Linked DNA regions of Mus musculus: region 1 is linked to region 2. Evidence: chromatin contacts called from ENCODE Hi-C or POLR2A ChIA-PET data. All regions are on one chromosome and are shown on one strand. The core of a region is the stretch at or near the end of the contact, and the rest is flanking DNA. Distances in the headings are between cores, read along the strand shown.

Region 1 (5,831 bases), core at 1,620-4,119, 48 kb before region 2:
GGATCAGAATTTTCTAAACATGCATACTAAAACCCACATTTTGTATAATTACAATAGCTTTCTGAAAAATTATTTTGGAGCCAAAAATAGTGGCACATGCCTGTAATCTTAGCACTTCAGAGGATGAGACAGGAGGAATGCAAGTTTAAGAGGTCAGTCTAGACCATAGAGAGCTACAGGCTAGCCTGAGCTATATTGTTTGATTCAGCCTCAAAAATAAACAAATAATATATATATATATATATATATATATATATATATATATATATATATATATTCAGCTCAACTTGGCCAGTATTTTTCACAAAATTAAAATTTTCCAATCATTAGTACCTTCTTTACTTCCTATCCTCCTCCCTACTCAACTCCCCGCCCAATAAATCCCCTTTGTACGTCTGGAAGGCAAGATACTCTATGACCCAGCATGATTCTAAGGCAATGTGAATATATAATTCTTACAAATCAGATATATAGCATTATTCACTCTTTACAGGAGAGAGACCAGTGATGTCCTGGATTTCTGAACACATGAATGACAAATGTATGTCACAGAGGCTCTGCTTTACCATTGGGGGAAACAAAGGGAAAACACACAATAGACAGTGGCAAATCTCGCAAACTTTATAAACACTGGAGAGCTTCGTGTGGATCACACCACAATCACAAAAGTAAACGGAGACAGTACTAAGACAAAGGAAAAGAGAAAAACTCTTGGTGGTCACTAGGAGTTTTCCGAAAAGGGTCATTCAATACTGTTATTACTTTCTAATTTCCGAAAAGGGTCATTCAATACTGTTATTACTTTCTAAGGCACCATTTAACACTATCACTAATTTTTAAAGAAGATAATTTGCCACTCACAAGGATGCAAAAATAATTGCTACTACCTTCTACAAGACATTTATACTCCATTATACTTGCATGGACTCCATTCCTTTCAAATGTTTCCAAAAATATATAGTCTTATAAAAAGCAAGGTTCTCTAATGAGAAACACTTTATTCTGTAGGTTAACTATAACACAGTTTAAAAGGCAACCAATTTATCCTCAATTAAAAACAAAGAATCACAAAGGCCCTCTGCTTATTTAAAATCATTACATAAAGCACCATCTATAAATGCAAAGAGGGTTTGAATATCTGACAGCTATAATAACCATAAAATGAGGCACACTTTAAAGAACAAAAAAACTTTGTTTTGTTTTGTTTTCTCCTTCACTGTGAGAAACACAAAATAACTCTAGTGGCCTCAAAGTCCTCAAATAAAAATATATTTATATGTACAATTCACATGTACATATATAGAAACCTATCACAGATATGTATATATCCCATTCACGGGAAAGAGAAAGATTCTTTATTTTTAAGAGTCGAAATTATATCAATTCTACCCCCCAAATTAAGTTAAATCACCATAAATTAATTAACGAGTAGTAAAATACTACATGCAGACCTAAGAAACTATATGCATAGGAGAAAAAAAGCCTCAGACTAAGGCCATGAATGAATAAGAACGCACAATCCCTGAAAATCACTAACCGGCATTTGGTTTCTATGAGAGAAGCACGGAGTCTCAAAATGAATAATCACAAAGGCAACTCAGTTTCTAAAGTTAACCAAGGTAAAATAACAACGAACCATAGCAGATAACTGCACTAAAGTATAAGCTTTAAGGAATCGCCACAAAGGGAAATTCTTCAAGCATGGATTATAATACATCCCTTGCCAGCAGAAATCTTGATTAAAAAAAAAAAAAAAAGTGGAGGGCCGTCAAAACCCTGAATGACATGCAAAGGCCAAACCAAAACGGGTCTTTCCTCCCACTCCAGTCCCCCCGCCCCCACCCCCTCAGGACAATGGGATCAGGGTCCTAACTGCAAACTTTAAAGGTGTAAGCCAGAGCAGTTTTACTGCAGCTATAACTGCAATCTACCCCTCATCCCGAACCTGGCGCACCCAAGAATACTTCTGGCCTGAAAACGTCACCGGGGTTTTGTTAAGCACAAATCAGACCCATCCAAAAATTTTAAAAAATAATAAAAATAACAAGTTTGCTCTCAAATACCTGGAGGATCCATTTCAATATAAAATATCAGTTCTGTCGAATAGGGCATCATCACCTCCCTCCAGTCTGCGTCATCGCGGTCCATACTCCACACCGTATTGTACATCGCGCTGTCAGGGGCAGGTCGTCGGGAAATATATAAAAAGCATATATATCTTTTATCTGATATTTAAAATCTAAATATATATTTGCAAAAGTTCCACACGGAAATGTACTTGGGGGTTTCCAACGGCCAGTACAAGTCCAGCCAAACTACTAGGATGAGGACAAGGTCCTCCTCTTCTCTCCTCCTAAAGCACCCAACAAAATACCCCGAACTTTCAAGCTACGGGGTTTTTACCTCAGAGGGTTACAGGGAAGCTCGGAAAGCAAAGAGCAGTGGTGTTAAAAAGCAGCTTCCCGAAAATCCTTCCTACACAATCGCTCTCCAAAGGGAAAAGCTCCCACCGCCTCCTAATCTTTCAGCGGAAGCCACTTTTGTGTCCTTCGGAGAAGAGAGAATGGAGAGGAAGGGGGAAAAAAGAACGCGTTGGGAGAAAGCTGGGGAAGTGACAAAGGCTTGAAAAGGGGGTTTGCGTTCAAGTTTCGGGGTCCCACTGGTCTGCGGAGAGCGATTCCCTCTGGGATTGGGACTCGGGCTCTATTCGCGTCAGGCTGGGAACCCAAGCTTCCGCAGCTTCGGGATGGCGACCCCTTGGAGAGTCCAGTCAGCTCGACTGTGCCCGAGTAGTAAAGGTAACCACGACAGCGCCGGCTCCCCTCACGCTCTGCCCTGGCTCCAACCACTAGAGTTTCATTTTAACTGCGCTGAGGGGACCTCCTCCCCCGCCCTCCCCCCTTGCCACCCCCGCTGAGGCGCCAACCAACCGGGCAGGACAGGAGGAAGAGCCGGTAGCTCGACTGTCCTTTCCACTCCTTTGCACCTTAACTGCAAAGATTGTCAAGTGCCTAAGAAATGAAGACTGCCACCACCCTCCGCTTCGACTTTTAACTCTCCCCGTCAGCCTGCGAGACTCGACACTTTAATCAGACTTTGCCATTACCCCCTAGCCTCGCTCAGAATGGTACAGTCCGGGCGCTGGCCGCTCGCCAGGAGTCGGAGCCGGGCGCACGCGAGCTCCTCCAAGAGTGGGGGGCGGATGGTGATTGGCTGAGCCCGGTTGCCGGAGCCCGAGCCTGCGTCTTTTGTCTGCCCTGCTCCAGCTGAGGAGCGGAGACGGCTGCGCGCCCCAAGCGAGCCAATCAGGAGATAGCCGGCGCCGGCCGGTAAGGCGGCGATTGGTCGGACCTCAGTTACTAAGCGGGACAAAGGCAGAGGGGAAAAGAAAAGAGGAGGAAGAAGAGGGGGTGTGGAGAAAGAAAGAAGGCGCAAACGGCGGTTACTGACAGGCTGGGCGAGCGCTCGGGGGCTCAAGCTGCCCGGAGACTGGCGGGGCTTCCCGCTGTGGCTCGGTCCTCCCGGACGAGTGACGAGGGGGAGAACGGGCTGGCGCGAGACTCTTCTGCCTGGAGACTAGCTGCGGGGGGAGGGGAGCGGCGGCAGCGGGGCGTGCTGTCACTTGGCGGGGCGCACACTCTTCTGCTCCATTGGAAGTCTCTGGGCAGAGTTCCTCCTCACAAACCTCTTCACCTTGCTGCGTTCGCCCTCCCCTACCCCGGTGTTAAATCATCAGATACAGCAAAGGTCGCCAAGCCCACTTGCAGGACTCTCTGTCCAGACAAGATCCCCATCGTCCCCCACCCCACCCCCCCCACACACACACTCCCTGAGGGTACCTGAACCTTGAATGTTCCTTGGGGAGTCATCCCCCCCCCCCCCCGCTACTCCGCTTCACACTGAAGGACTTTAGAACCCATAGTTACGCTCAAGCAAAGAGTGAGGCATCTCATCGAGCCCTCCAGTTCTAGTACTCAAATCAGAAAATAAAGAAATAAGAATTAAATAGATTTTTTAAATTACAGTGTCTGTGTGTTTTCTGTGGTAAGTCACAGGTGTTGCATTCCCCTACCAAAAAGGCGCTTTTCTGTTTCCCACTTCCTAACACACAGGTCCCTCCTTCCAAGCTTAAAGTTCTGAGACTTGCTTCAGAAAAAATGCTGAACATTTTCATGCATTTCAGAAACAGCTAATTAACTTGCTGGGGAACCCTGAATAGCTAACCTGTGCCTAGAATTGCCATCCTGCCATACAATACAGTCTGAGGAGGCCAAAACGGCTGTTTCCTCTTTACACTGGAGTAACAAAGCCCATTGTGTTTGAGTTGACAACCTGATTTAAGCTTGAGCAAAACCTATCCTCAGTAGCTCTGTGTATTGACTGGCCTCTAGAAGGGTCTCCACTTTTAATCCTCTACCTCCTAAAGGGTTCTGCCTTTCTTGTTTTGTTTTTTTGTTTGTTTGTTTTTGTTTGGTTTTTGTTTTGCTTTGTTTTGTTGAAACAGGATTTCTCTGTGTAGCCCTGGCTATCCTGGAACTCACCCTGTAGACCAGGCTGGCCTCAAACTCAGAAATCCGCCTGTCTCTATCTCCCAAGTGTTGGGATTAAAGACATGCGCCACCACTGCCCAGCTGGGTTCTACCTTTTCTTAAAAGTGCTCTGAGTTAAGCCAGTCACGGTGGCTCATTCCTTTAGACCCAGCACTCTAGAGAGAGAGGCAAGCAGATCTCTTGAGTTCAAAAACTAAGTCTGAGGCCAGCCTAGTCTACAGAGTTAGTTCCAAGGTAGCCAGGTCTACACAAGGAAATCCTATCTGGAAAAAAACAAAAAAGGGGGGGGGGGGGAGGGTGTGTGTGTGTGTGTGTGTGTGTGTGTGTGTGTGTGTGTGTGTGTGTGTGTATGTGGGTGTACTGAGTTGAAACAGGCCCAGGAAACAGTCAAAATCAAAATGTGTACAAACTGGATACAAAGTAAAAGGACAAGAATTCAGAAAATACAGAGAGGGTAAAGCACTAAGGAAACAAATTAGAGAAGCACACTAGAATTCTTTTAGAATCCTGGAGATGCTTTCTTTTGTCTCTTCAGTTGAAATGTATTTCAAAAGCTAAGCAGCTCTGGGGCAGGGCTCATTAATTTTAATCTCCTGAACTGCTCCTTCAGGTAGAAGATGTTAGAAGAACAACTCTAATTTGTGGCTGGCTTCCCAGCAGTCTGTACTTCACCATATCTGAGTGCCAAAAGTATTCACATTAGATAACTCAAAAGGCTGAGCAGTCAGTCAAGGGCAAGTTGGTATACACAGGTGTCCCTCCCTGTGCATTCCCAAAGAAAATGAGACTAAAGAGACAAAAGTGTGGAAAAGATAATAATGGCTTTTCATGTTTCCACAGCAACTTTTGCCTGGACCGAGCTTGACCAGTTAGTGATGGGTTTCCCTTTCTGATACACAGAGTAGTCACCCAGGCCTTACCAATATCTAGGGTTTATCAGGACAGGGTGAAAAGGTAACACAGCAGAAGTCTAATGATCAAGGTTGATCCACGGCATTCAAGCAATTGTGCTGGATAGAGAAAGGAACTTCAATTAAAAAAAAAATGTCTTTAAGCCACCCCAGTGGTGGTCATACCTTTAATCCCAGTACTCAAGAGGCAGAGGCAGGTAGATCTCTGAGTTGGAGGGCAGCCTGGTGTATACAAAGTGAGTTCCAGGACAGCTAGAACCACACGGAGAAACATTAGCTCAGAAAAACAAAACAAAACAATAACAACCACAAACATTTTCATAAGATAGGCCTGTAGGCAAGCCTGTAGGGAATCCTATTCATTTGTGGT
Region 2 (5,239 bases), core at 2,461-4,960:
GAACCATGACTGTTAAAACATTCATTACACTAGGGTTTAGGGTAAAACAGGGGTGCCCCGAGTCCTGATCTCAGAATGTTCTTCATCGTCCCTGAAGAGGATGACGTGCTCCAGGCCACCTCCCAGGAGCAATCTGGACCCCCTCCTCCAGCCCTTCCGGCAGCACAGTTCTGCACAGCACAGGGCTGAAGCTGCCAAACCCGATTTTCCGGTGGCTGCCCAAGGCTGGCTAGAGCAGGAAGCCCTCCTCCTGGCATGGACCCCTCAGGCTACCGTTCTCCTCCCCCTCACCTGATTCCCTGCCTGGGCTGTGCCTTCTGCACCTGTGCCAGCTGTCCCAGTGCGCCCACTTCCTCCTCCTGCTTACCGTCTCCCCTGGGCCGCTTTCCCTGGCACCATAAGGTGTGGGCCAGTGCTAGCCCCTCTAGGATTCAGTCTTCTCAATCTCCAGATGGAGAGCAGTGGCCTTCCCACATAGCCGACTCAGGGGAGGGGTCTAAAAGTGGAAGTGACTAGCAGAGGGCCCGGGGTTTGCTGGGTGGGTTGGTGCAGGGTTGGGAGCACAACTAGGGAATGAGAAGGAAGTGCTGCTTCTGGACACCTCTAGGTAGAAAAGCTGGAGTGAAGGGGGTGGGTGGGTGAGCTCCCTCTGGATTCCTTCTGTTATCTAACCTTTGGGAGATGGAAGAGAAGAGAGAGACAGACGTCATCCTTGAAGCTGCCAGGTTCCCCGTGTTCTGTCTCCCATTGAGGAAGATGTCTCATTTTGTCTTCACCTGTCTCATCTCCAACACGAACACCTCCCTTAAACACAGCAAGCTACAGTCTGTAGCTACTGATGCTACAGACTGAGAGGAAGCACAGTCACCCGAGGAGTGGCAGACCAGCCAGGTCTAACCCAGGTACCTGCTCTGGTTACCCCACAGCTCAAGCCCCCTCCTCCAGTCTGGAGATCAGCCCCGTCCTCAGCCTCCAAAGAACTCTGGTTGGGTGAGAGTCTGTGAATTGCACCCAATCATGCAGCAGGCCACCTAAACTAAGGAGTGGGTACTCTCTGGCTGTTGCTATCTCTGAGAGCCTGGAGGGAGAGAATTGGGAACCTGGAGGAGGAGGGGTAATGGAGGAGAAGTCATTGCAGATGGAGCTAAAAATAGCTAGAAGAGATGATGTCATCGAGTTCCCTCTGCTTATCAACCCCCTCATACACATACACAGAAACACACACACACACTCTCTCTCTCTCAAAGACACAGATACACAGATACATAAACAAAGGTGTGTGTGCACACATTGCATACACTGATACTGGGGAGGGAGGTATCTGGGCCTCAGAGCTGAAAGGCAGGGAAGTCTGGTGAGTGTGTCTATGCGTATCTGAGTTTGCATGAGTATGATTGCATGTGTCTGTGTCTGTATACTTGTGAACTTGTGTGTGGGTGTATGTATGTTTATGTCTGTGTAGGGGCATGTTTCCTGCAAAGGGGTGGCTGGGTATCTATTGGATTCTTGTTAGTGCTGATCTCTGTTTATAGATCCGTTTGTCTGGATACATACATATATTTGCTTTTTATGTTATATACCTGTGAGTTACTTATATTTACATGTCCATATTTGTTTATGGACTATGTCATGTGTTTGTATGTACAGAACCCCCTTGTGGACCTTGGACACCAGTCCAGCCACCTTCTAGCTGGTATTAATGTCCAGTAGTTTGTTTCCATCTCAAGGAGCCCAGCACACCCAAGACCCAATGTAACTGTGAATTGTCTGCCCCAGGCCTCCCCTCAGGATCCCACACTCTGGCAAGCTTACAGTAGATGTACTTAACTCAGTTTTCCTCTCACAAGAAACAAATGATGTTAGCCAGGCTTCATAAATCTTAGAGGAGAGGCCACCAAAGGTCTTAGGGATTACCCCCACCCCCAACTCTCATACTAGCCCATGAAAAAAATCAACACTTTAGAGACAAAGACCCTCACAATGTTCCTACCACTAGACACAACCTCATGGAAACCTATTTAAACCCGATGTCACATGGGCATGCATTCAGAAATCCAAATGGAAAATCCCCAGGCCAGACAGAGTGCAACACCCTCCCCTTTTCCTGGGCTCAAACTCAGTCTTGCCCCACCCCCAAGTGCCCCAGCTCAGCTGGCAGTCCTGGAAAACGCTGACCTCAGAGGATGGCTGGGGGTGGGGTGGGGGTGGTGATGGTGGGGATGCTGAAGGTGACATGTCCTCCTCATACACTAACCATTCTGAACACCCCTTTTCCTGCAGGCTGCCCCCTCCCCCTCCTGACCTTCATTCTCAGCTGAGCCAATGCTATTACGGTTTGCCTCTGCCCTCATGAGCACTCCTGGACTCTCACAGCTGACAGCTGAAGCATATTTGGTCATAAAGGCACACTAGCCACATGTGCCATAATGTTCCCATTCTGTCACAGCTAGCAGCCACACCTACACACTGACTAGCACCAGCGTACCTCATTCTAGAGCACTCCTGGGGTTCTGTCTTTCATCCGGTCTCTTATCTGTGCCTTCTTATTCTTTCCAAGACGCCTTGTGCCCATGGGAGTGTCAGGCAGGAGAGCCCCTTATCACAGGGCAGATCAAAATGCTGAGGACAAAGATGGGTTTGTCTGGCTGACCTTGTACCGTTCCTCTACTTCACTGTGGTCCACAGTGATCCTTGCTGCTGTCTCTTAAGTTTTGTCCCTAAGTGGATCCACCTCCAACCCTGCCCTCATGTCCCGCATAGTTGGAGCACTTCAGAATGGGGTAAGACAGCTTAAGCAGAATGGTTGTATTTGCTGTCTACCATCAACAGCCTCTGGAGCAGCAGGTCAAGTGCAGGCCGAGCTTCTGGGCATTTCTAGAGGACCAGAAAGCCCCCAGGTTGACAGAGAAATCTGAGAACTGGAGAAAGAAAAAAGAAGGAAGGGTATTTAAAAAAACAAACAAACAAAAACAAGACCATATGTGGAGGCTGACAGGTAGCACAGTAAAGTGTTAGTCTTTTAAGGATCCAAGTCAATCCAGAACCCGGATGAAAAAGCTGGGCATGGTGGTACACGCTGATCAATGCCAGCAATGTGGAGGCAGAGACACATGGACCCCTCCTGTTAGCCAGCCTGACCTACTTAAAGTCTAGGCTAGTGTCGCCAGAAAAGGCAGATGTCCTTTGGCTTACACATACATGCACACATGCATATATGTACACGCACACAAAGAAAAATAGGCATTTGTGAAAACCCCACTGGCCCCTTGGGCTCACCCCTCCCAACCTCCCCCCAGGCCTTCCATCTCAGTTCCAGGGCTGACATTGTCCACTGAAGCTCTCTTGTCATCTGAGGATGTGTGCTCTCAGGGTAGACTTTCACAGGTTGTCCTTACAGTGCAAAAGCAGGACACTAAGTCACAGATTCTCCACCTCCATACTTCCCCACTAACCTCGAGGTGACAGAATCAATACACTGGTGGTAGTGTCCGTGTCACTGATGTTTGTGGCCTCAGAGGCAGGATTGGTGGCAGTTGGGCCTCGGGGTTTCTGCCGGTATGTCCTGCGGCTACACTTGAACATACTGGGACACCGGCGCCTGGGCCCACCCATCCCTGGCCTTCGGTAGGGAGAAGTCAAGCCCGGAGGCCGAGGGGCTCGAACAAGCTGAGAAGGCCCCATGGCTACAGGGAGCTCCTGAGGGGTTCTGCTGGCCAAGCACTGAATCTCTATGACATATGAAGCCTGCCTAAGGGTGGTGCTCTTTGTTACAGGTTTGTCCCATCCCCCACCCAACCATAGCTCAGACTTCCTCACAATCAGTTCAAGAAGCCTAGCCCAAGAGCCCAGCAACCACAGCAAGATCCCTTGGTGAAAGGAACTTTGGCAGATGGAAACAAATTACTTTTGTTTAAACTCGCCCACATTAACAATACTAAGAACGTTTACTGAGTACCTGCTGTGTGCCAGATACTAAGCTAAGTACTTCACAAATATGATTTCATTGAATCCTACGACAGACCTATGCAGAGATTCTAATGTTAATCTTATTTATAGATGTCAATACTCAGTCTTCGCAGTAGTGGGAAGTTTACTAAGTCACCCTAAACACTGAGTTAACAAATACTAAAGCAAGGTGTAGTAGCACAGGCCTTTAATCCCAGCACTTGGGAGGCAGAGGCAGGTGGATCTCTGAGTTCGAGGCCAGCCTGGCCTATGGAGTGAGGTCCAGGACAGTCAAGGCTATACAGAGAAACCCTGTCTCAACAAAATAAAACAAAAAAGGGGGGCAGAAGCACCAAGGGAAAGTGGGGTATTTAACACAAACATTTCCTCTAAAGTATACCACAGCTTTCTTGTGTGAATTAGATAATATTCAGCACAGCTGGGGCTATTTGGACCAGCACCTTCATCATCATCATCATCACCACCAACAACAACACCCAAAACAAAACAAAAAAAAACCTTAAGAAATCGAATGCAAAATATTGATCGTAATTAGCCTCCTGGGAAAGCATTGGTTTATAAGAGCTAAATCGTTCGTGAGGACAGGAAGTCCTACTGCACAGACCTCAGCTAGAAGTGTATGTTAGGCACTCAGATCCTTTACCTCTGTGCACATGCTCTGTGCGTAATTGCAAAAGTGACACCGACTTGGTCTTGTGACTCTGGATGAATGTAGCGACTGGGTGAACCCAAGGATACGGACGCTAAATAACGAAGCTTAACAGTGTAAGGAAACCGCTTTGGTGAGGCGTAGCCGCAGAATCAGAGGCAGTGAGGGTCTGAAGCCCAGAGTGGTCACGTCCATCTTTTGCTGCTCTAGGCTCATTATTTGTTTATTCAGGATATTCGTTAACGACCAGGACATAGAAGAATGTGAACTCCCAGGGTTCTTCCTGAGATGAAAGAGAAAGCCCTGTGGATGACGGGGAAGAGGCTCTAACCCTGGCTTCCCGGGTCTTGTGGGAGGCCTACAGGAATGACAGTGTCACCCTGCCCTCCAAGAAGCCGAGGATTTGGATTTGCCAGTTTCTCCACACCTTAGGCCTCTGTCTCTCTTCTGTCATCCTTCCTGCACCTTGGGGCCTCACCATGCCCTACTTTGACTTCCTTAACTTTTAGCCACTATTCCTGTGAGCCTCTGTCCTTATTCAGGCTCTGGGCCAAAGTCTCCATCCCGGATCTTCATGGACGTCACTTGCCTGCCTCCTTAGAGATTCCATTAGTGTCTAGGGTA

Evidence for each region. Hi-C counts contacts between places; a loop is a spot of excess contacts on that map. ChIA-PET counts read pairs that join two places held with the same protein, here RNA polymerase II (POLR2A).
Region 1: a loop to region 2 is called in a map of heart, with 6 times the contacts of the local background. The contact joins the promoter of Pik3r3 here to the promoter of 1700042G07Rik in region 2. A Hi-C loop is called at or near these places in 14 of 37 maps with a recorded cell type or tissue (adrenal gland, gastrocnemius, heart and 2 more). POLR2A ChIA-PET finds 5 or more read pairs at or near these places in 4 of 5 experiments (Patski and embryonic stem cell).

What each region holds. Positions count from the first base shown.
Region 1 is chr4:116,218,646-116,224,476 of GRCm38, reverse strand. It overlaps Pik3r3 (phosphoinositide-3-kinase regulatory subunit 3), which reads right to left and starts at 2,869. Exons shown (of 10, transcript NM_181585.6): 1 at 2,064-2,869. The coding sequence starts at 2,169.
Region 2 is chr4:116,171,843-116,177,081 of GRCm38, reverse strand. 1700042G07Rik (RIKEN cDNA 1700042G07 gene) reads right to left here and starts at 3,710. Exons shown (of 2, transcript NM_001099295.2): 1 at 3,453-3,710; 2 at 2,785-2,918. The coding sequence starts at 3,681. The coding sequence ends at 2,875.